Linked DNA regions of Mus musculus: all the other regions are linked to region 3. A link is a loop called in an ENCODE intact Hi-C map of the cell type or tissue named here. Cell type or tissue: heart. All regions are shown on one strand.

Region 1 (8,000 bases), 200 kb before region 3:
AATAGAGTAAGCAAATCACTGCAATAACTGACTATAAAAGAGAGCAATTGCAACAATCGAGTCTAATAAGGATTGCTAGCAGCACATCTGGCTCACTCTGAAACCTCTCAAATAGAATGAGGGCTACTTTATTGCAAGCGTGATGACATTGTGGTGGTAACCTGGTAATCAAGAAGGCTGCTCACTGATTCACAGTAAGATAGCAGGGAGAACATGGGGGCTGCAGTTGAGGGGCTGCTTGTCTGGAGCAGGGTGCTGTAAGATGCAGGGAGACTTCACCTGTCCCTGAATGGTCAACAGTTCAAAATGTGGGAATTGTTCACTTCTGAAAAGAATACATGGAATGCTGATCAGCAGTTTAGAAATTAAACTAGACAAGTGTGTGTGTGTGTGTGTGTGTGTGTGTGTGTGTGTGTGTGTATGTATGTAAAAGATGGTGATTAGAAAGACCACCACTGCATGCCTAGTCCTGAAGAGACTTGATGTGCCAGGTTAGAGGGGGAATACCTGGGAAAGGCATCTGGTCAGAGGAGAAAAGGAGGAGGGCTGGAGGGGAGGATTGTGGAAGGGGGTGAGTGGGAGGGGGGCAGTAAGCAGGATGGAAGGAAGGAAGGAAAGAAAGAAGGAAGAGAGAGAGGGGAGAGAGGGGAAGAAGAAGATGAAGAAGAAGAAGAAAAAGAAGAGGAGAGAGACAGAGAGAGAGATAGAAGGAGAAGGAGAAGGAGGAGAAGGAGGAGAAGAGGGAGAAGGAGGAGAAGAAGAAGAAGAAGAAGAAGAAGAAGAAGAAGAAGAAGAAGAAGAAGAAGAAGAAGAAGAAGAAGAAGAAGAGGGGAGAGGAGGGGAGAGAGGAGGGGGGAGAGAGAGAGGAGAGGGGGAGAGAGAGGAGGGGAGAGAGAGAAGGGGGAGAGAGAGAGGAGGGGGAGAAAGAGAGGAGGAGGGAGAGAGAGAGGAGGGGGAGAGAGAGAGGAGAGAGGGGAGAGAGAGGAGAGAGGGGAGAGAGAGAGAGGAGAGGGAAGAGAGAGAGGAAGGGGAGGAGGAGGGGGGAGGAGGGAGAGGAGGAAGAGAGGGGGCAGGGGGAGAGGGAGGGGGAGAGCGGAAGAGGAGAGGGGAGGGGAGGGAATTGAGGGAGGGTAGGGGAAGAGAGGAGAGGAGAGGAGAGGAGAGGAGAGAGAGAGAGAGAGAGAGAGAGAGAGAGAGAGAGAGAGAGAGAGAGAGAGATCACCAATCATCAGGAGGAGACCAAGAAGTGGGGAGGAGGAAGAATGGGGGGGGGCATGCATCTTGAGAGCAAACATGGAGAAAATACGACGACATGTTTGTGCGGAAATGTCCCCAAGAAACTTACTGTTCTGTACACCAACTAACAACATTAATTGCAAAAAGAGAAAAGCCTAAGCCTCTTTGAGAGGAGATAGAGAATCCACAACCTATAGGAGCCAGGAAGGCTGTGGGCAGCTTGGTGAAGAGAGTTTCTGGTTGTAAAGAAGGCATGGGTGTGCAAAGAGGACAAAAATCAAGGTCTTTAGATGAAGTAGAGGTGAGAACAAGGTGGCAGGGTTGGATGGCAATAGAGGCTGCTGACCATATAGGGCCTCTTGGGAAAGCTAAGACTTAGTTTTCCTTCCAGTGAGGTATGTGTCTTTGAAGGCACAGGGCACAGACCTTGTCAGGTTTTGATTTTATTATGAGAAGACCTTGCTAGCTAATGTAACCTTGCTGGTTACAGCCTAAGGGGAATGGACAGGCAGGGAGACAAGCTGGGACATTTTTCTGATCATCTGGGAGAAGCGTGCTGGCATTTCAGATAAAGTGTTAACAACAGGAAGGTCTCAGGGAAGAATGGAATTAGGAAATATTTTGGAATAGAGTGTCTGTCTCTTCTTACAAAGGTGGACAGAGGAAAAGGTTTCAGGGCAGGGTTCCCTCTTCACTTAAACCAATTTGAATACCAACCCACCTTCCCCGGCTACCCGGATTTTCTTAGTGTATAAGCTATATTGAGAATAAAGATGGCATATCACAGAACTAGGGCTGTTATTGTTGGTGGCATCTCTCAATGAAGGTTCTGGTGGTGGGTGTTAGCTGGGTCAGTCAATGGAAGCCACCGAAAGGCACATTGCAGCTCAAGTTTAAGCCTGTGTCAGTTTCATTTAGAAATATATCACACTGCTCCTAGAGGCCTGCTGCTTCAAAGGCAAGACTTTGAGAGGAAATTCATTGACTGCAGAAGTGGTCCAAATCATTTCCACTCTCCAGGCTCCACATTTCCCCACCATGTGGAATTGGGACCTGAATTCTGTGCCTGTGAAGGGTGCTTTGGCATAATGTCCAGGGCTTCTGGGACTCCCCCTGTCCTTCCTCTGCTCAGACTTTGGTTTCCCCACCATCTTTGCCTAGCCCTTTAGCATCCTAGTTTGGGAGGACCTCTTTCCCCAGAGTGTACTGTAGAGAGTTTCCCATCGTGCACCATGAACAATGAGACTGTCAGCAGATGGTTTCCTGTTGCTTCTTGATTTGGGATTGATTAATTAAAAAAAATATTTACTTTATTTTTTGAGATTACAATATAATTATATCATTTCCCGTCCCCTTTCATTACCTCCAAAGCCTTCCACATACCTTCCTTGTTCTTTTTCAAATTCATGACCTCTTCTTCATTAATTGCTGTTATGTATATTTCCATGTTTCTACCCATAAATATGTAAATCGAACCTGCTCAGTCTGTAGATTGTTACTGGTGTGGGTGTTCTCAGGGCTGGACATTTGCTATTGGCTAACCAGTTGGCGTGTTCTTCCCTGCGGAAGACTATTTCTCCCACTCTGAGCATTCTTAGATGCTTGCAGTACTTTGTGTAAGGTCGAGGTTTCCTGGGCTTTCCCACAAGCGTATTGGCATGCTTCTTGTAGTCCTTCTTCCACTCATGCATCCACCCTGGCAGCCCTGCAAAGATTCCAAACTCACGCATGCTTCCGAATGCGTCCAGCCCATTCTTCAATTGCAGATGTCTTATCACACAGCAGTGTCATGGCGTGTTTGCACAGCAATCTTGCCCGCTAGCCTGCAAACATCCCACAGGCAGCAGATAGGAATTTGAAACTGATCAATGTTTCAAATTCAGGATATAACTGCTTGAGGGAACACTAAATGTAGCCAGGGCCCAGTGAGTGCACATCACGGTTGAGGCAGGTTATCACAGGTCGAAAGGATTTAAGACAGTTCAAACAGGAGGGAGTGGGTTTGGGTTTTCTGGTAGATTTCATGGATGGTGTAGGGAACCGAGGGCTATTATTAGTGGTGGCGTGGGGATGTTAAAAGTAAATAATATCCAGAAGGGCATGCGTGATGACACTTGGATCTTGCTGCCGAGAGTCAATATGCCACTCTTGTGGTAATTAGTTATTAGTTAGAACACTGCCGGAGACTTGATGTTGGTTAGCCCAGGAAAGAGAGAGGACAAGAAGAAATGCCTCAGCATCATTGCCCATATTGTGGATGGTTCTCAGCACCATGTGTATGTGCACACTATGCACATGGGTGTGCACAAGTGCATGCCTGTGAATGGAGGCCAAAGGCAACCTCTCATGTCATCCCCCAGGCACTGTTCTTTACCTTGTTCATTGGACAGTCTCTCAGTGACCTGAGGGCTTTCCAAGTAGGCTATGCTAGCTGGCCATGGAGCTCCAGGGGTCCTCCTGTCTTTATCTCTCCCTATAGCTTCTGAGGGATTGAACTTGGGAGGTCTTCTTGGTCTTAAGGCACTTTCCCAACTGAGCTATTCCCTCAGCCCAAACAATCTGTATCTACATGATCTTTCTTGATTCCATCTCAACCTTGGTAGGTAGGCGTGGTTAACTCCAACATCGAGGAGCAGGAAACAGAGCCAGAAAGGTGAGGCTGCTTGCTGAGAATCACCGAAGTGAGTGGCAGAGTACAAGGCTCCAGCTTGACCCTGGCTCCCAGGGTGCTGCATCTCTGCTCAGTTTCTTCTGGAAGCTTCGGCCAGCAGAGGTCAGAGTAGTTAGAGAAACAAGACAGGGCTCCACGCAGGGCAGGGTGTGGGGGATGGGCAGGCAGTGAGGCAGCAGAGGAGAGTGGGCAGCTCCTGTAGAAAGGGTAGATGATGCATTGTGTTTATGGGCAGCCTGTCTGGAATCTGTCAGCGGTTCAGTCTTCATAACCATGAAAGTTCCCGAGGGTCGCAAGTTTATCATAGCCTTTCTGTGGAATGCTTCTGTAACAGGACATGAAACTGGGGTTTCGTGGAAGGAAATGTTAGAACACATGCCAAATTCAACAGCTTTGGAATTCGGAGCAGCGACGAGGAGTGCAAGTGATGAGCAGTTGGGGCTGGGGATGAGTAACTGTTAGGGAACAGCTCCACTATCAGAGGGAAAGGAAGTGATTCAATGCAGGCTAAGCAGACTACCTAATCAGAAACTTAAGACGTAAGTGAACATGTCAGTTAGCTTAATATCGACAGAGTCAAAGGACTGGTTCGCCCAGAGCCAGGTTTCATAAAAGCCCACAAGTGCTGGCACATTGCTGGAGGCAGTGTGTGTGAGGGGGAATGAGGGGGAGGGGAGGGAGCAGACAAGAAATTCAAGCACAGTGGCACACACAACTAGGATAATGAAGCAGAGATTCAGGGATGCGTGGAAGTCAGAGACAGAGATGGGCGGAGAGCGACAGGACACAGGAGGTGGTGATGCCTGTGGTCACTGTATAGTCACGGTAACTAGAGAACACAGTAAGAACTCTTGAGGGATGACACACTGGCCTCCTCAGCAGGATGGGCTCATGGCTTAAGATGCGGCCCACTCTTACAGCTCTAGGCTTTCGCCTCCTCTCAGTCATTTGTGTTGCTACAGCAGAATTCCATGGTCTAAGTAGTTTGTAAGTGTGTTGGTCATTGTCATGGGTGTTGGGAAGCCCAAGACCAAGGAAACAGCAGATTTGATCCCTGGTAAGGGTTCACTCCCTCCTTCAAAGATGCAATCATGCTGCATCCTCAAAAAAAAAAAAATCAGCCTTATCAGTTATAGAAGGGAATCCTCTCTAAGGGTACTGATCCTATCCACAAGGGTAGAGATTTGGGTGGCCTCTTCATAGTAATGTGTTTAAAATGGCTTTTTTTTCTGTGCTAATTTTCTGAGGGAGGACTCAGGTTACTCCATGATGCAGATTCCTCTGGGTCAAAGGCCACAACAGAGAGACCCTGATGTTTTCTGTTGGCTCCTCATCCTCAGAACCCCCTCCCTTGGACTGAGCTGCCTGCCTGTGCCTGCCTACATCTGAGCAACCTATGAGGAAATCTAGCACTCTGAGCACAGGGCTGTCACTCCCCGAGCACCCCCAGAGTCTGTTTAATGTGGGAGAAAATAAAGGGCAAGGGTTCATTTGCTGATTGCCGCAGTAGACAACCTCCCAATGTGCTTTAAATGATAAAAGTTTGATTTTCATACCATGTCAGGGAACACTTGTTTTTTGTTTTTTGTTTTTTTTTCTGATCAGTAGATTTCTATTATGGACCTCAGAGGCCTGGCCATAAAGTGATTGTTCTCATTGATTTTGATATTAGAAAACACATTAAAGCAGCCGTGCATTGCCTTTTTAACTCATATTCTCTGGTGTGTCTCACTAGCTGACTCTCCACTCCCTCCTCCTCTTACTGCACAGCTTCTTTTTAGGAAAAATTTATTCTCTCTCTCTCTCTCTATCTCTCTCTCTCTCTGTCTCTCTCTCTCTCTGTCTCTCTCTCTCTCTGTCTCTCTCAGAAGATAGTCTATTAATGAATCTGGAGATCACCAATTGGCTAGAGTGGCTGGCTATTGAGCTCCAAGGGTCAACATGTCTCTCCTCCGCCAGGGCTGGGGTTGCAGACATACACACCACAGCCAGCTTTTATGTAGGCTCTGGGGCACTAATGCAGGTCCTCATTTGGTACAGCAGGCGCTCCTCTCACTGAGCCACCTGCATAGCTGTACTGCTTCTAAAACTGTTGGTTGCAACTCCATCCAGAGTCAGGCAACTGAGCTTGGTGGACCGTGACAGATTTTCTAGCAACCCTGCAGACTTGGTTCTGAACACATGCGCACTTTGCCCTGTGCATACCATCACGACGTAGAGCTCCAGTGAACCCTGCCTGTAGCACCTCAGCTCCAAGGCGAGTCTACTGCATGTGATGAGTTACGTTGTCCTTTTTGTGCATCCACAAAAGCTTCCTGCTCTGACAGAAGCAAAGCGACTTAGTTAGAGGAAACAGCCATTCAATAGCTCCCTGCTGTTAGTCTTCAGCTTGTACGTTTCAGATTGGTAATCTGTTATGTTGTATTAGAGTGTTTGACTCTAACAAAAAAAAATCACTGTTAAAGTTGCCGATGAATTTCATAAAAAAAAATCATTCAGTGAATTTGGCTCAGGATTCGGATATAATTTCGGGCGTCTTCTGAAGTGACCGTCAACGTGCTTCTGTTGGGCTGAGCTAGATATTTAGGTGAAATGACCTGCTCAGCATTGACAGTCATAAAGTCAAGATGTCAATCAACACTGAAAAGTGTTGGAGATGCATCCCGCCATGCAGTGTCAAACATTCAGCTGAGATCTAATGATGTATGTAAAAATAAGCAAACCCATCCATCTTGTCAGCACACAAATGTTTTACTGAGAGTAAATATTTGATTTCTATACTTACACAAATACTTGGAGTTTTATAAACATTTTGCAGTCACTCAGTGCAGACGCTACTGTCCCTGTTGCTGCTTATTGTTAACCATGGTCAACCTTACCATATTCTTCTAAATCCCTACTCATGGCAAGTTCTTGGGCTGTGTCTCTGAGTACCAGAGAAAATTTGCCCATAAGAGCTACTCCTTTCACAGAATCATTCCAGAATTCATGTGCCAGGCTGGTGACTTCATACACTATAATGGCCATTTACAGCAGAGGTTCTCAACCTATGGGTCTCAACCCTTTGGGGGTTGCCTAACCCTTTCACAGGGTTCACCTAAGACCATCGGAAAATACAGATATTTACATTATGATTCATAACAGGAGCAAAATTACGATTATGAAGTAGCAATGAGAATAATTTTATGTCACCACAACATGGAGAACTATATAAAAGGCCACAGAATTAGGGAGGTTGAGAGCCACTGCTCTACAGAGAAACTTGTGGCTGAGAACTTCATCCCGAAGCATACAGGTCCTCAGGTTCCAATGTCTTGTCCATGGAAAACACTGGAGCATACACAAATACTTCCTAGCTTTTCATCTTACTAATAATCCTGAGTGGCTGAATGGCAAGCCTGTGTACCAGGGCCTTGGGGAAGGGTTTCTCCAGCATGGAGGGGGCAGTTGGAGGGAGTTTGCTGACAGGGTGGCCCATAGAGTGGACGAGGAGTCAGCAAGGGGGAGGTTTTGAGCCAGGTGCCATGGTCAGGGGAAATCTCTAAGCTGACTTCCTAGCAACCAGGCTGCACCTGTGGCTCCAAGTAACAGCCAGAGTGCGCCTGTGGCTCTGAGTAGCAGCCATTTCTGCTGCTCTGACTCATTATCAACCAGTTGCTTCTTCCCTTACACAAGTTTCACAGAACAAAGACAGACTAAGGATTGTCCAAGTGGTACAGAATAGATGCATGACTTTTCATTACATGTCCAGGGTTACAAGTTCTGACATAATAGAAACCACAAACAGAACAGATTTTCTTCTTCTTCTTATCAGCCCTATAACTCCAATTCAAAGAATCTAGAGAATGCCTCCTCCAAAGCAAACACATATATTATATGACAGCCTGCTTTCAAGCTGGCAGTGGTTGCTGTTTGAAAGCATTCCTGACAAACAGAAAATATCTGAGTCAGTCTTTTTAAGAGTATCAAATACTAATGCCTAACTTCTTTTACTCTATGTCTGCGTGTTTCATCACCTATGCTATAGAGTAGGAAAAGCTTATTTTAGCGAATCTAGCTTACTTACTGAATTTTATCCCTTCAGGAGTGTTCC
Region 2 (8,000 bases), 320 kb before region 3:
AGGTGTGGCCTTGTTCTAGGAAGTGTGTCACTAGGGGTGGGCTTTGAGACTTCAAATGCTCAAGTCAGGCCCAGTGTCTTTCTCTTCTTGCTGTCTGAGGATCCCGATGTAGACCTTTCAGCTACCTCTCCAGCACTTTATCTGCCTGTGTTCCCTTGTCTGCCTGAGTGCTGCCATTCCATGCTTTCCACCAAGAAAATAATGGACTAAACTTCTGAAGCATAAGACAGCCCCAATTAAATGCTTTTCTTTATGCAAATTTCTGAGGTCATGGTGTCTTTTCACAGCAATAGAACACTGACTAAGACATAGAAGTTGCAGGAAAAAATAAATCTTGCACCATTGTCAAAACTCAGACTGTCTGGGGTTCATTCCTAGGTAAGTCAGAATCCTAGGGATTCTAGAGACTAGGCATTTGTATGGCACCATTGTGCTTTCCTACTCTTCTGGAAACTAATAGCCTGTGTCTGTCTGTCATATGGGGGTAGTAGAAATGATTACTTAAGGAGGCTTGCTGTTAGGTTGGGCACCAGTCTTCCCAGTGCCGTCAGGGGTTTATCGTTCTGTGCAACAAATACTTAGGTGATTTTAAGTGGTTGACTCCCTGGTACCTATGGTAGGCTGTGTCCTCTTCCACAGTTTGAAGGACTAGAGACCTTGACCATCTAGATCATTTTCTTTCACTGTAACTGACACAATCACACAGCCCACACCCCGATGTATAACTGAGTAAGCTTGGCAGTTATGGGTTGTATTATAGAATGTGTTTGTATGTTTCGGCTAACTAGGGTGCCTATTACCAATACTTCACATTGTATCCTTACAGGTGAAGTCAACCTAGATCTCAGCTAAAGGAGTAGGTAGCCTCCTCCTCCTCCTCGTCCTCCTCCTCCTCCTCTTCATCCTCCTCCTTTTTCTTCAAGTCTTCTTATATAGCCTAGGCTGACCTGGATTATTTCTGCTTCTTCCTTCCTTCCTTCCTTCCTTCCTTCCTTCCTTCCTTCCTTCCTTCCTTCCTTCCTTTCTTTCTTTCTTTCTTTCTTTCTTTCTTTCTTTCTTTCTTTCTTTCTCTCTTTCTTTTCTCTCTCTCTCTTCCTTCTTCCTTCTTTTTCCTCCTCCTCCTCCTTCTCTTCCTCCTCCATCTCTGAGTTTTTTGTTTCCTTTTTTTAAAATTATTTTTTATTTTTGAGATAGGGTTTCTGTCCTGGAAATCTCTGTAGACCAGGCTGGCCTCCAACCCAGAAATTTGCCTGCCTCTGCCTTTGAGTACTGGGATTAAAGGAAGGTGTACACCATTATCACATTACCACCCGGCTTGCCTCAGCTTCTTGATTGCTGTGTTTGCAGGTTTTCCAGTTCTTAAGATATTGAAGCCATGGTTTGTTCCCTGTCATTCACTCAGCATATGCTTGTTTAGAGTCAAGTGCTTTTTAGGCACCTCCGGTCCAACACATGGCACAGCAAGAGACTGAAAATCAAAGCTGAGAAGAAACAGTGCTGCAGCCAGAAACCTCATTTTTGTGAGTGGAAAGATTCAAGGATAGCTGGTGTCAGTGGTAAAGATTTGGACAAGCTTAGAGGGTCTTCCTACAACTAGGATTGAGGGAGCAGGGGGAGGTAACACAGAGAGGGGAAAAGGGTATCCACAAATCCTAGGCACAGACCTACTTCCCTGGGAAGATGCTAACAGATTATCACAAGTCATCTATTAATGAAAGTGCTACTGGCCAATATGATGGAAGAGTTGCACACTGTTGTCATCTCATACTAGAAGGTCCTAGATGCCCAAGTGCCTCTTGTCTCTGGAATCCTAGCAGTTGGTAGGTAGCCTTAGTGCCTCCCCAGACCCTTATGCACTGGCTATAAAGCTCTCTTCTATCTGTGGTGAAAACACAGCTCTCCATTTAACTGGAAACAAACTCCATTTCTGTGCCACATGTCAAACAGGAACCTTTCCTCCAAATAGCTTATGCACATACAAGAAAACACAAGTACTCAAACTCCCTCTCCCTTAAACGTACACTGCATTGTGCCCTTGTCCCTTTTAGCTATAGGCCTTGGAGATCACAGCCACTGGCTGTGCTTCAGGAACTTGGAATGGGGTTCTATGAAGGCTGCTGTGCTCTTCATATCTTTACCTGGAAATCCTGATGATAGGCAGTTGTAAATTGCCTACTCTCCAGAATTGGGAAATCTTTTAGGGAAACCGGCAACTCACAAGAGCATTATCTGGAAAGTAAATATTTTTCTGAGGCAGGGTCTTATGTAGCTCAGGCTGGCCTTGGACTCCATATTGCAAGAATGACCCCAAATTTCTGAACCTCCTACTTCTACCACCCAAGTGCTTGCATTAAAGGTGGAGGCCACCATCCCTAGTTTATGTGGTACTGGGGATGGAGCCTGGGTCTTCATACAGGCCAAGCAAGCCTTCTACCAACAGAGCTACATCCCTAATCCCTTGGGGTATAACTCTTTATGATTATTTCATAGAAAAATAATATATAGCGTCTTAAAACCTCAGCTCTTTGATCTGTAACCTGGAAATCCCAAAGCAAAGCAAAGCAAAGCAAAGCAAAGCAAAGCAAAGCAAAGCAAAGCAAAGCAAAGCAAAGCAAAGTGGCATGTGAAGACTCAGAGCAATGGAAAGTGGCCTGCACAGCTTTCTGGCATGCTGTGAAGCCTCAGAATGTAAGAGATGCTGGTGTTGAAGTGGAGGAGGGCGGAGACTTTCATGCAGTACTATGACCCATCTCTAGATGGGGACAAGAGTCAAAGAAGAGGCTCTTGGTTTGTCCTGTCCTATTTAAGTTTCAGGTCTCCGGAGACTTCAGAACATGCTGACCAGGTGAAGCAAGGTCACTAAGGTGAAGCAGGCAGGATTCTAGAGCTGGAGGAGTCACTTAGGGTCATTCATCACTGTTGTGGGGATGTGGTAGGCAGAGAGAAACTGAGGGTAGAGGCCAAGGAAGGATTGTGTCTGATGCTGGTAGCAAATGAATAGGTCTCCACCAGTGTGGGGACACTGCCATCCCTTTGGTGCAGGGAATGTCACCCCTCCCACCCTTAGGCCTTACCTTTGAGCCCCACTTACTTGTTGCTGGCAGAGAGGAAAGGAGGCTGTGATGTCACAGAGAACGTTAGTGACCCGGCTTTTGGACTAGACCATAAGGCGGGGAGGAAAGAGGCTATTGTGACCTGCTGACCCTTCCTATCATGATCCATCTTTCTGTGTGTGATGCCAAGCTGTCCACCATTGCTGTCCCTCAGAGCAACAGAAATCCAAGTTCTTCTGTCTGTGTGGAATACTTTGAGGGTGTCAGGCCAGAAGGGGGCGCTACAGCACTACACGAGAAAGCATGGGGCAGGGTCTGTCTCCTAATGTATCTGGCTATTAACCTCAGGGAGATGGACTTTATGCCTCAGCTGTCCTTCTGTAAAATAGGAATAATAGTTATGTGTCCTCCATGTATTTCCAGGATGAAATGACATCAGAGTTGTAAGCACTGGGCAGGTGCCTGGATGCTGTAGTAACAACTCCACAGAAGGGGAGTGGTGGCAATGTGTAAAAACAAGTGACATTTCTTCCCAACCCATCTTCCAGAAAAAGAGGAATTGATTCCTGATGGATTCCTAGAAATTTCCTCACCCTATGGGGTGGGCTTTCAGTTCCCCACTTGGAACATCTTGGTGCTATTTGGGGGAGTCACGTTAGGTGAAACCCCTCTATCAGCATTGTCTTTGGATGCATGTAGAGGTCATGGTATAACAGAAGATGGAAACAAATGGAAGTCAGTGCTGGACTTATGTGCTGGTGGGTGATGGGGGTTAAGCAACTTTAAAAGTACCAGTGGCAAGTAGCACTCACTGCTTCTTCATAGGAGCACTGAAGAGTCTCGGGTCTGGCTGCCAATCATCTTCCCTTGTACTGTTGTTGAAACTTGGACTGTCTGGGGTCCATTCCTAAACAAGTCAGAATCTCAGGGACTCTAGACACTGGGTACCAGTATGGTTTCAAAGCTTTCCTGGTGATTTCTTTGTGTAATCAGGATGTATTAAGTTGGGGCTGGTAAGATGGCTCAGTTGATAAAATGCCTGCTGTGCATGCATGAGGATCTGGGTTCAATTCCTAGGACTTATGCAATATGTTGCTATATGTGTAGGCATGCACAAATATATACATACTATATGCTGAGTCTATTCTTTTTTTGCTGTTTGTGTACATATGGTTTTAGGGCTGACCATCTTGCGTTGGATAAACAGTTAAGGGCTCTTCTCTAGGGGAGGCTAATTCTCCCTCAACAGTCATTTGTTGCCTAGAAAAAAACCCTTAGTATTGGAACTTTTTAACCCAAAGTAAGTCGATTTACTTTGAAAAGAATTCTGGGTGTGGTTGTGCATTTTTTAATCCCAGTACTGGAAGTGAAGAAAGAGCTTGCTGGCTGATTAGTCTAGCCTAATTGGTGTGCTCCAGGCCAGTAGAGACCTTGTCTCAAATGTAATGATAAACTGAATATAATGGCACATGCCTTTAACCCTAGGACTCTGAGAGGCAGGGGAATCTTTGTGTTCAAGGCCAGCCTGGTCTACCTAGTGAGACCCTGACTCAAAAGAGGTAATCAAATGAAAACAAACAGCAACGATAATGATAATGAAAGCTAGGTAGATGCTGTTCCTGAAGATGACGCTGAGGATGCCTGGTGTCCGCTGGACTCTACATGCAAACACTTATACACTAAAAAAGGTGCTGAATTACAATGTGGGAATCACATGATGTACCCACATGATGGCTCTCAACTCTAGGCTGCTTCTGAAATGCTCAAAGAAGCTTTAGAAAATGCCAGTTCTAGCTCCCAGCTCAGAAGATCTCTCTCTCTCTCTCTCTCTCTCTCTCTCTCTCTCTCTCTGTGTGTGTGTGTGTGTGTTGGGAAGGTAGAATCCAGGCACTAGTAGGTTTGAAAAATTTTCAGACAGTATTGAAACCCATTGGCTTACAGAATAGTTTTATATTTTTATTTTATTCTTGTTATTTGATAATGCACATAATGGATTCTTGATCACATCTACCCCTCATTATCATCCTACTCATAAGGACCCCCTTCCCTCTCAGAGTCCCCATCCTGCTTTCATGGCTTTCCCTTCACCTCTTTCTTTTTCGTTTTTGTGACTTACTGAGTTTGATTAAGGCTGTTTCTATGAGCATGGATTGGGGGTTATTTATTAACAAGTGGCTATTGCATTGAAGAAAATGGCTCCTCCATCCTTGGTAGCCGTTCACTGCCAATGGCTGCTCAGGGAGTGCCTCTGGAGCCTCTTCCTCATCCGTGACAGAATGTCAAGGGCCTTGTACAGATAACCACAGTTCCCGTGAGTTTATGAGTGAATGAATGTATCCTGTCCAGCAGACAACATTTTATAGTGCTATATCCACTATCTGAAACTTAACCTTTCCTCCTCTTCCCATGATGTTCCTTCCCCTAGCCTTGGGATGGGTGATACAGATGTCTTATACAGGGTTCAGAACTCAGTCTTCCTGTATTCTGAGCATTTTGATGTAATATGAGCCTCTGCATTAATTATTACACAACAAGAAGTTTCCCTGGCTAAGGTTCAGAGCAACAATAGTCAGTAGGCATCAATATAAATATTCAGAAGGCAGTTTGACAGCACATCTGCTGAGTAAATCAACGGCACTAGGGTCTTCCCTAAGCCTTGTCACTTCCCCAGGCATGGACTTCTGGTTATGTTTAGAGTACTGGGTATGAATTTTCTCAAATCCAGTCACAAAGAAGTTGGTTCTCAAAGTGGACCCATGTTTTCTTCCCAAGTTTCTGCTATCCACTCTCCCAACACCCTCTCCCCTTCTCCACACCTCTTTGCCCTCATTATTGCTTAACCCTCTCCAACCCCTGTATCGCCTCTTGCTACCTTGAACACTTGTCCAAATGGTTTTCAGAGGATCCTTAATTTCCCCGTTGTCATGGAGGCATCCTTTAGATGAACCTTGCATGAACAGCATTAAACATGAGCTTACAACCAGGATTCCCCAAGAGTCAGACTTGAAGATAGCTTACTCTTGGAAATCCCTGTTTGCGGAAATTGTGAACACTGATCTTAAAGAGCTCATGAAGCAGTTGAGTGAGATTGTTTGAGGACACAGAGAGTAAGGAGAGTCACGTTTCCAAATAGTTTCATTCAACATGGAGCTGTAAATGCGGACAGTCTTTGAATCCTTGTAAGCAGGTACTTCATGATTCATGCACTACACTTTATATATTCAAGTTGGTGAAAATACTGATGGGGGGGGGGAAATCCCTTTATGCCTGGGAACTAAGACTTTGCCTTCTGTTTGGGGTGATTTACTGTTCAAGGATGTCTGATAAGGCTGTTTCCCTCTCCTTGGGTCTGGAGTGAGAAGATTAGCCTGAAGTTTCCTGTATTGGTCTGGTTCAGGCAGTGAGCAGTGAAATCTTGAACTAAGTTACTGGGGTTAGGATGAGTCAGGTCTGGGGACAGATCACATGGATAGGAAGTTTATTATCTTAAGTTACTGTTCGACTTTGCCCTTAACCATAAACCCTTCTGATCTTCAGTTTCCTGATGTTTACAGCGGGAATAATTAGTAGAGCTGATTTGAGGGACAAGTTAGACCAGTCCTGGAAGCCTGTAAATAGAGCTCCCGGGAGAGGAGACACACTCAGTGAATGTTGTTGCCATTGCTGCATCAGTATTATTTGATGCTAAGATCAGGGCTAGTTACTTTTCTCATTGCTGTGACCAAGAACTTGAAAAAATAAATTTAGTGAAAGGAAGGTTTATTTTGGTTTATAATGGTTTGACACTCTGACCCACCATGGTGGGGAAGGCATGGGTTATGAGATAGAGGCAGTTGTTCATATGGTATCCACAGTTAAGAAGGAGGGAGGGAGGGAGAAAGAGAGAGAGAGACAGACAGAGAGAGACACACAGAGAGAGAGAGAGAGAGAGAGAGAGAGAGAGAGAGAGAGAGAGAGAGATGCTGGTGCTTAACCCATTTTCTCCTTTTTATGTAGTTCAGGATTTGAACCCATGGATTGGTGCCAATCATATTTTCCATGGATCTTTCCACCTCATTAACTCAGCTTAGAACCATCTTCACAGACTTGCCTAGAGGTTTGTCTCTTAGGTGACTCTAAATCCAGATAAGTTGATAATATTAATCGTCCTGTGAGTGAGGGACAAGGCAGAGCCTGAGCCGACACCTCCATGTCTTTTATATCTGTGGCTGTGAAATCAGAAAATTTGGAAAGAGGAACAAATTTTGGATGAGGATAAGTTCAGGTTTGGAAAAAAAATAAAACAAAGCAACAACAATAACTACAACAAAAGAAAACCTTTATTTTGGTGGGATGGATCAGTGGGAAAAGGCTCCTGCTCCGAGCCTCCCACTCCCGACTCCCGAGCCTCCAAGCCTGGTGACCTGACTTAGATTCTCAGGCTCTACGTGGTGGAAGGAGAGAGCCCATGCCCACAAGTTATCTTCTGACTTCTGTGCGTGCCTTCCCGGACTAATGCAATAATGATAAAACCCCTTGATTTTGTGACAGCATGATGTCGATAGGAACTTGCAAAGCAATGTATAGAGAAGATCCATGGCACCCTCCCCCCCCTCAGCTCTTCCTGTATCCTTCCTGCAAGATCAGAAGCAGGAAAATAACACTGGTATGACCCACAGAGCTTATGTAAATCTCATAGTTAACATGTTCTCGTGTGTGTGTGTGTGTGTGTGTGTGTGTGTGTGTGTGTGCGCGCGTGCTGGCGATATTGGCTTTCAAGTTGATCAAAAGTACAATTCCCTGTGTCACCCATAGAACGTATGTTGAGTTAGGAGGGCCCTCTGTGCTCTCCCTTTGCTCTCTCACACTCACTCTTTCCCTAGGAACCTGCTTTCCATCCTCACATTGTGTCAGTTCATATTTGTGACATGAACGGAAATGGGCTGTGTGCTTGTACAAACTTGAGGT
Region 3 (8,000 bases):
GGCTGCGGGGAGTATAGCCAAGATACTGTTTGTCATTTACTACGGTGCAGCTCTGTATTGTAGGTACAGCGGTGCATTTATTGTAGTTATATGAGACAGTTATCATTTGTGTTTTATAAAAGAAAACGTTTGAAAACCCTAAATCATTAGGGAGCATGACCAAATGTAGATGGCTAGTTCCATTGTAGAACCAGGATTTGAAAGAGACGGATGGTCCATTCACTCATGAGCACTGCTACTTTTCTCAACAGTGATGACTGCCACAAAGACTCAAAGACATAATTCCTGTTTCCAACACACTCACTGTCTGGCAGGCGAGGCAGTTTCCTGACTGCATGGTCAGGGGTCCTACTTTACCCAGACTCTCGTCTTAGCATTGAAAGCATCTGTTATAAGATGCACATCGAGTGACTTAAGTTCCACTGGAATACTCTGTGGATTACTTGGGGGAAGAGAAAACAAAGGATTATGTGGTGTCTAGGGCAAGGAAGAGAGGGATACGATCTCTTTATGGTAAAGATCTCCTTTATAGGCACGCGCCTCTGACTGCGTTCCAAGTTTCTTGCAGCTTCCTAGGTGAGGTTTGGAAAGGCTCATGTAACAGAGAAATTTGCCCAAGAATAATTTCTTGTAAAAGTGATTCCAACCCAGGAGACAGAGACATTCGTCATGTCTGGGGCTGACTGCTTTTTTTTTTCTTTCAGTAAGAAGCACATTTGTGGGAATATGGATTAAATCAGAGGTGTTGGGGTTCATCACTTTGTAGGGGTAGCTCCTGTGTATGTGGTCTCTGGGGACGTGCTCTTTCAGAATTCCTTTGTTCTCCAAAGAAGAGTGCTTACATTTCCCAGTGTCTCAAATCTTCATGCTTGTCTCAGTCCATTGCACTTGGGATGCAGGCTAGAGACTGAAAACCTGGAGAGGAAACATCTTCAACACCTTGGAAGCAAGAGAGAACCAAGTCAGAGGCCTAGAAGGGAGATACCGTAGGGCTGGGGGTGAGGGCAGATTGCAGTTCACCTAGTTACCATTAGTACCTGAGGCCCTTGCCATGTCAAGTCAAGGGCTTGCTGCTGCTATGAGAATCTCTTTCTTGGTATGACTTTGGTCTTTCCAAGTCTTCCTCCCTTAGCCTATTTTGTTTTCTTGTGGAATCCATTATTAGATTCTGTTTCTCTCTATCACTCAGCAAGCAAGTCTACTCTGTTTATGACAGAGGTTGTTTTAAAACAAACATCACATCTCTGTTCTTTATCAATGATCATTTTCTCAAGAGGTAGTTTCTATTCTCTCCACTCTCCTGGAGGCCTACATAGACCTCATTCTAAGGATGGCAGATATAATACCTCATCTGTCAACAGAGTGAAAACTTCTTTTCTACAAGGCTTGATGTGACCTCTGAATTCCAAGTATCCTCCGGGCAGTATAAATTGATTTATTAATGAAGAGTTTGTAATGGGGTGCCTATCCATCTAATGGTAGATGTGGCATTGAGGATTCTTTACCCGTGGCGTGCTGCAGTGGTGGGAGTGGATATTTGAGACATGACAGTGGTGGTCCAGTAGACGTGGAAGGGATTCAGTGCTCCTCTCCATCAAAGCACAGTGATGGACATACTCAAGAATCTGCAGTCTGCTCTGAGGTCTCATCAGTCACATGGAGTGGAAGGCACCTAATGCGCTTCACTCGGGTTTTTGGATTGACACATCTGTCCACACCTGGATCTCCTGCTCATCTGAAAGGCACCCAGTGGAGCATGGTCCTCAGCCTCTTTGAAGTTGGCTCTACTCTCTTTCTGACTCTGAGGCTCTTTTCGTACACTGAGGGCCTCTTCTTCTTCTCCTCTGCTAGCTACTTATTAAGTCCTTAGTGAGAAGAAAATCTACAGAGCAAAGACGATGGCTCTGGGGACAACCAAGGCCTCCTTTGGTCCTTTTGAGCAACTCCTGAGCACACAAGAGAGGGAGGCCATGCTGGAGCTGCCCCCAGCATGCCTGGGAAACTCCCCTCTCCTTTCCTTCATGCTCTTAAGGACCTTCAGCATCAGTGATGCTTTGAGAGGTCAGTGGATGTGCCTTCTCTCCCTCTGATTCTTAAGAAATGTTCCTTCCCTGCTCTGAAACTGGGAGGGTGCTCCTGAGGAACCCTGTGAATACAGAGTCCTGGGAGAAGTACTTTTCCTTTGGTTAGGCGTGTAGTGTACTCTGTCTTTAAAAAACACTGAAATTCATAGTATTTGCCCCTCACCTCAACCCAAGTTTTCTGCTAAGTTCACTGGAGGACAATCTAATTCTCTGGATAAAAGTCTATTTCTACATGCCCTCATAGAGCAATTCTGTGACTGTTTCTCTAAACCACACTCTTCTATTCTCTTTTGTTAAGCTCATGGCAAGGGCAAGCATGATCTGAAATCAGATCCATGATGATTATAGGTGTGGCATCAAGATCACTTTCTGTTTATTTCAGCTGTACAATGATGAACAGGAGTTACGGGATACTGTCAGCACTCTGTTAGGAATCCTGGGCGTTCCTAATATTGATGATTGATGCTGTTACGGTTTGTGCAAGTGGAGCACAAACTCCATTAGTAAGTGGAGCTAATGAGACTGCTGAGCCCTCCTCCCTGGTCTGCTTATGTGTTCAGTGAACAAATAAGTAGTAGCTAGGAAATGCTAGGATGGCTTTGTTCTTGGTGCCGAAGACGAGGTAAAGAAAACATGGTCAGAAACTGATTTCCAGAGACAATACACAGGAATAAGCAAAAGGGTAGAAGTGCATGCTGTAGAAGAAAAGGAGTGTTGGGGATGGTGTGTGTGTGTGTGTGTGTGTGTGTGTGTGTGTGTGTGTGTGTGTGTGTGTGAGAGGGAGAGAGAGAGAGAGAGAGAGAGAGAGAGAGAGAGAGACAGACAGACAGACAGACAGACAGACAGACACAGAGACACAGAGATGGAGAGAGAGGTGGGGGGAGGGTTATGGAGGAAATATCTCAGGGAGATAATGGTGCTGGAATACAACTCAAAGTTAAAATAAGCCATACCTGTGCCAAGGGAAGAACATTTTTTGATTGAGGGTTGGGGCTCAAGATAGAGTCTCTCTATGTAGCCCTGTTTGTTCTAGAACTTACTCTGTAGACCAGGCTAGTATCAAAATCACAGAGATCTGCATGCCTCTGCTTTCCAAGTGCTGGGATTAAAGGTCTGTGCCACCACTGTCTGCCTGGAAAAACCATTTTTGATCAAGGACTTCCAGTGGCCATGCCTCCTGAGTGGCTTAGTGGGAGGCCAGTCCCCCAGAGCATCATAGGACAGAGAGGTAGGCATCTTCAAGGCCACTGTTATGTTGAGTTTTTCTTTGAACCAGAAGACAAGTGTCAGGATTTGAGCCACAGAGCAGCACAATATGATTGAAGAGAACACGTTATAGTGCTTTTGGATGGAGACTGGCTCCAGGAAGCAGGTGCTAAGGTGCTCTTGACTTTATGCCAATTGCTGCTCATGTTAATAAAGATGATGTGCAAGAGCCAATATCTAAACAGGGCTTGATAGAGAGAAAGCCAACAGCACTAGGCATAGTGAGAGCCATGGGGAGAAGTTGGTCCCACATTTCCCCACCTGTCTCCATGCTGGGAATCAAAATGAGTAAAGAGGACTAGAAGTATCACTGGTAAAAGGTTAGAGATAGACCAGGACAATGGGGGATATTACAGGTTGTCTTTATAACCAGCAAGAGGGGATGAGCAAACAGATGGAAACCAGAAATGGGCTTAGGGTACAAAGGAGCCAGTTGCTCAGCAAGTTGTAGAGGAGGCTGTTTATTACCAGGGCCCATGTCAAATCAGAATGGTAGTTGGTCACTGGGACAGAAACACCTCCTTGCTTGCAATGTTCCTGTCCCCACCCTAGGATAAAAAGCAGATAAGGAATTAGGAAAGAATTGATGGCCAATCAGGCTTCTTATAAGTCGCTAGGAAGTATTGGAGACTCCCATGGAGAAGGTTAATGCGAAGGGGAAGAAATTGTTTTCTCAGAGGTATCGGCAAATCACCAGTCTAGTCCTCTTGCCAAGAACCCCAATAACATCAACCATCTCTATTAGGAACACCCGGGGTCATTGCCCTCCTAAGATGGGAGGAGGCTGCCACCTGCTGGTTCTTTTAAGTACCTACCCAAGACATTTGCCTTATCTTTCGATTTGAGGGCGAGAAACCTGTGTGGAGAGTTGTCTCTACAATCACTGCTCATCATCCTCACCCCGCCCCTTGCCATTAAGATAGTCATTCTTAAATTTCATTTTATAAGATATTCAGAAATATTAGGTGGGTATTCCAAAATGACTTGGCAATAGGAGAGCGTGAGATACAAACCAGGCTGTCCACACGACTATCAGCGTTTTACAGAGGGCGCCACAGTACCAGCTTGTGCTGGTTTTGCAGCCTGTGAACTGAGATGAGGGAATAGGTACATGGGAGGTGTTCTGAGCATTCAGAACCGTAGAGTGGGATAAAGGAATATAGCTATCTTTTGTGAGGCTAGGCCAGTGCCTGGCAAACACAGAAGTGGATGCTCACAGTCAGCTATTGGATGAAACACAGGGCCCTCAATGGAGGAGCTAGAGAAAGCACCCAAGGAGCTGAAGGGATCTGCAACCCTATAGGTGGAACAACATTATGAAGTAACCAGTACCCCGGAGCTCGTGTCTCTAGCTGCATATGTAGCTGCATATGTATCCTAGTCGACCATCACTGGAAAGAGAGGCCCCTTGGTCTTGCAAACTTTATATGCCCCAGTACAGGGGAATGCCAAGGCCAAGAAGTGGGAGTGGGTGGGTAGGGGAGTGGGGGTACATGTAGGGTATAGGGTACTTTCGGGATAGTATTTGAAATGTAAATGAAGTAAATACCTAATAAAAAATTGGAAGAAAAACAATGTACGGGCTTTCTCCAAGGTACCCAGGCCAGAGGAGTCTGTAAGCATCATAGACTCTGGCACTTAGGGCCTAAGTGAACTTGGAGGAAGGCATTTCACTGTTGAGAAACTCATCTTTCCAACCTGTCGTGGCAAATGTGGCATGTGTCTATGGGAGCTTCTTAGTTTGGACTCCCCCACTGTACCCTGTGAGTATTTTCTGTGAATTATTAAGCTTTTCTTTCTGGTCCTGGTAGGACTGGGGCAAATCCCAAATGAGCCTCACTTGTCTTCTTTTCTAGAGACTGGATACATCTGTGGGCTTCTTGGGGTGGTAGGAGGACCAGGAAAGAGATGCTGGTACCAGACACCAACACAAAGCCTGCCTGCCAGCACACACTGGCATCCCCAATGCTCCTGAGCTGGAAGGGTATGAATGGGTGAGATACACACCTTTCTAGTGAACAATTACACTTCTTAGAGAGCAAGGCTAACTATGCCAGGCCTGGGAGCAGTGTCTTCAGTAACTCTCAGCCATAGTCTGTGGAGTCACCTTCACCTCTGTCCCTTACCCTCTTCACCCCTGTCATCCAGCACAGGTCTCACCTTGACCTCACTACTAGGCCTCTTACTCAGCACAGTCACCAAGAAAGGGTTCCTTATCTATCCTAGAAGTGAAGATTCTGACACTCAGGACCCTCCTGTCACCCTGTTCCCAGGTGAATGAAGCCTCTTTTCAGCTTCTCACATCCCTCATTGGGCTGCCCTAATAGACACGAACAGCCGAGTTCAGAAAAATAAATCTCAGGTGATTATCATAAGCAGCTTGGAATAGGGGTAAGGTGTGGAGGAGCTCTCTGTGGTCCCAAACCTATGAGCGCTACCTGTAGACCTCACACAACCCCATGTTGAATCTGCACATCCAGCCAGAGCTCAGCTTCCTTCTCATGGACCCCCGAAGCATCCTGTATGCTCTCCTCCATCCTATCTCCAGCCCACTTCCACGCAGCACCACCACATGGTTTGAGGGAAAAGGGTCTGAACGTAATACTCCCCTTCCAGCAATTCTACATTGAAGTCAGGAATCCCTTTTCTGGACCAGCGAGGGCTGTGTGACGGGTCTTGTTGCTCCGTGTAGCCTTATGTGCTCTGTGTCTATGATGGCTCACTTCCATTGTCAGCTTGGCTGGGTTAGGAAATCCATTAGGGATTAATGAGGCGCACCCTTAGATGTGTCTGCTCGGGTGTTTCCAGAGAGGATCAAGGGAAGGAGTGAAAGGTATCCTGACAGTATATAGCTCCACCCTACGGGCTGGAATCCTGCCCTGGATCAAGTCAAAACAAGGAGAGAACAAACTGAAAACCTACCTTCCTGTCTCCTGTGGATGCGCTGTGATCTGTTGATTTCTAGCTACTGTTGCACTCGGTCCCATAGCTTCCCCAGCTACCGTGGAGGACCATGATCCCAATCTATCAGACAAAATAACCCAACCTTTCCTTTTTTTAAAAAAATTTTTTTTTAATTGGGTATTTATTTCATTTACATTTCCAATGCTATCCCAAAAGTCCCCCAATGCTTCCCTACCCACTCCACCACCCACCCACTCCCACTTCTTGGCCCTGGCATTCCCCTGTACTGAGACATATAAAGTTTGCACGACCAATGGGCCTCTCTTTCCACTGATGGCCGACTAGGCCATCTTCTGATTCATATGCAGCTAGAGACACACGCTCGGGGTGGGGGTGGGGGTGGGGTATTGGTTAGTTCATATTATTGTTCCACGTATAGGGTTGCAGATCCCTTCAGCTCCTTGGGTACTTTCTCTAGCTCCTCCATTAGGGGCCCTGTGATCCATCCAATAGCTGACTGTGAGCATCCACTTCTGTGTTTGCCAGGCCCAGGCATAGTCTCAAGAGACAGCCATATCTGGGTACTTTCAGCAAAATCTTGCTAGTGTATGCAATGGTGTCAGCATTTGGAAGCTGATTATGGGATGAATCCCCAGATATGGCAGTCTCTAGATGGTCCATCCTTTTATCACAGTTCCAAACTTTGTCTCTGTAACTCCTTCCATGGGTGTTTTGTTCCCAATTCTAAGAAGGGGCAAAATGTCCACACTTTGGTCTTCGTTCTTCTTGAGTTTCATGCGTTTAGCAAATTGTATCTTATAACTTGAGTATTCTAAGATTCTGGGCTAATATCCACTTATCAGTGAGTACATATAGTACGAGTTCTTTTGTGATTGGGTTACCTCACTCAGGATGATGCCCTCCAGGTCCATCCATTTGCCTAGGAATTTCATAAATTCATTCTTTTTAATAGCTGAGTAGTACTCCATTGTGTAAAGGTACCACATTTTCTGTATCCATTCCTCTGTTGAGGGGCATCTGGGTTCTTTCCAGCTTCTGGCTATTATAAACAAGGCTGATATGAACATAGTGGAGCATGTGTCCTTTTTACCGGTTGGAACATCTTCTGGATGTATGCCCAGGAGAGGTATTGCGGGATCCTCCGGTAGTACTATATCCAATTTTCTGAGGAACCGCCAGACTGATTTCCAGAGTGGTTGTACAAGCTTGCAATCCCACCAACAATGGAGGAGTGTTCCTCTTTCTCCACATCCTTGCCAGCATCTGCTGTCACCTGAATTTTTGATCTTAGCCATTCTGACTAGTGTGAGGTGGAATCTCAGGGTTGTTTTGATTTGCATTTCCCTGATGATTAAGGATGTTGAACATTTTTTTCAGGTGCTTCTCAGCCATTCAGTATTCCTCAGGTGAGAATTCTTTGTTTAGCTCTGAACCCCATTTTTTAATGGGGCTATTTGATTTTCTGGAGTGCACCTTCTTGAGTTCTTTATATATATTGGATATTAGTCCCCTGATTTAGGATAGGTAAAGATCCTTTCCCAATCTGTTGGTGGCCTTTTTGTATTATTGACAGTGTCTTTTGCTTTGCAGAAGCTTTGCAATTTTATGAGGTCCCATTTGTAGATTCTTGGTTGTACAGCACAAGCCATTGCTGTTCTATTGAGGAATTTTTCCCCTGTACCCATATCTTCAAGGTTTTTCCCCACTTTCTCCTCTATAAGTTTC

Evidence for each region. A loop is a pair of places that touch in the nucleus more often than their neighbours do. Peaks named below come from ENCODE experiments on the same cell type or tissue, not always from the same donor. Only the 100,000 strongest peaks of a DNase experiment are listed, where the experiment ranks them.
Region 1: it touches region 3 in a loop (4-fold over the local background); 5 of 42 quality-filtered maps call a loop at or near these places.
Region 2: a loop joins it to region 3, with 4 times the contacts of the local background. A loop is called at or near these places in 15 of 42 quality-filtered maps.

The regions. Positions count from the first base shown.
Region 1 is chr4:63,748,750-63,756,749 of GRCm38, forward strand. The region is part of intron 3 of Gm42294 (a long non-coding RNA gene); the gene reads left to right. Among named protein-coding and RNA genes, the nearest start is that of Tnfsf15, 7.7 kb to the left of the region's middle. In heart, a CTCF peak has its summit at 3,997 (motif pointing right); no DNase peak of the experiment used is centred here; H3K27ac peaks cover 417 bases; H3K27me3 peaks cover 1,889 bases.
Region 2 is chr4:63,619,315-63,627,314 of GRCm38, forward strand. It overlaps Tex48 (testis expressed 48), which reads right to left and starts at 3,119. Exons shown (of 5, transcript NM_029324.3): 1 at 3,092-3,119. In heart, a CTCF peak has its summit at 3,336 (motif pointing right); no DNase peak of the experiment used is centred here.
Region 3 is chr4:63,944,107-63,952,106 of GRCm38, forward strand. No RefSeq gene overlaps it. Among named protein-coding and RNA genes, the nearest start is that of 8030451A03Rik, 37 kb to the right of the region's middle. In heart, a CTCF peak has its summit at 4,147 (motif pointing left); a DNase peak (open chromatin) is centred at 4,155; H3K27me3 peaks cover 2,650 bases.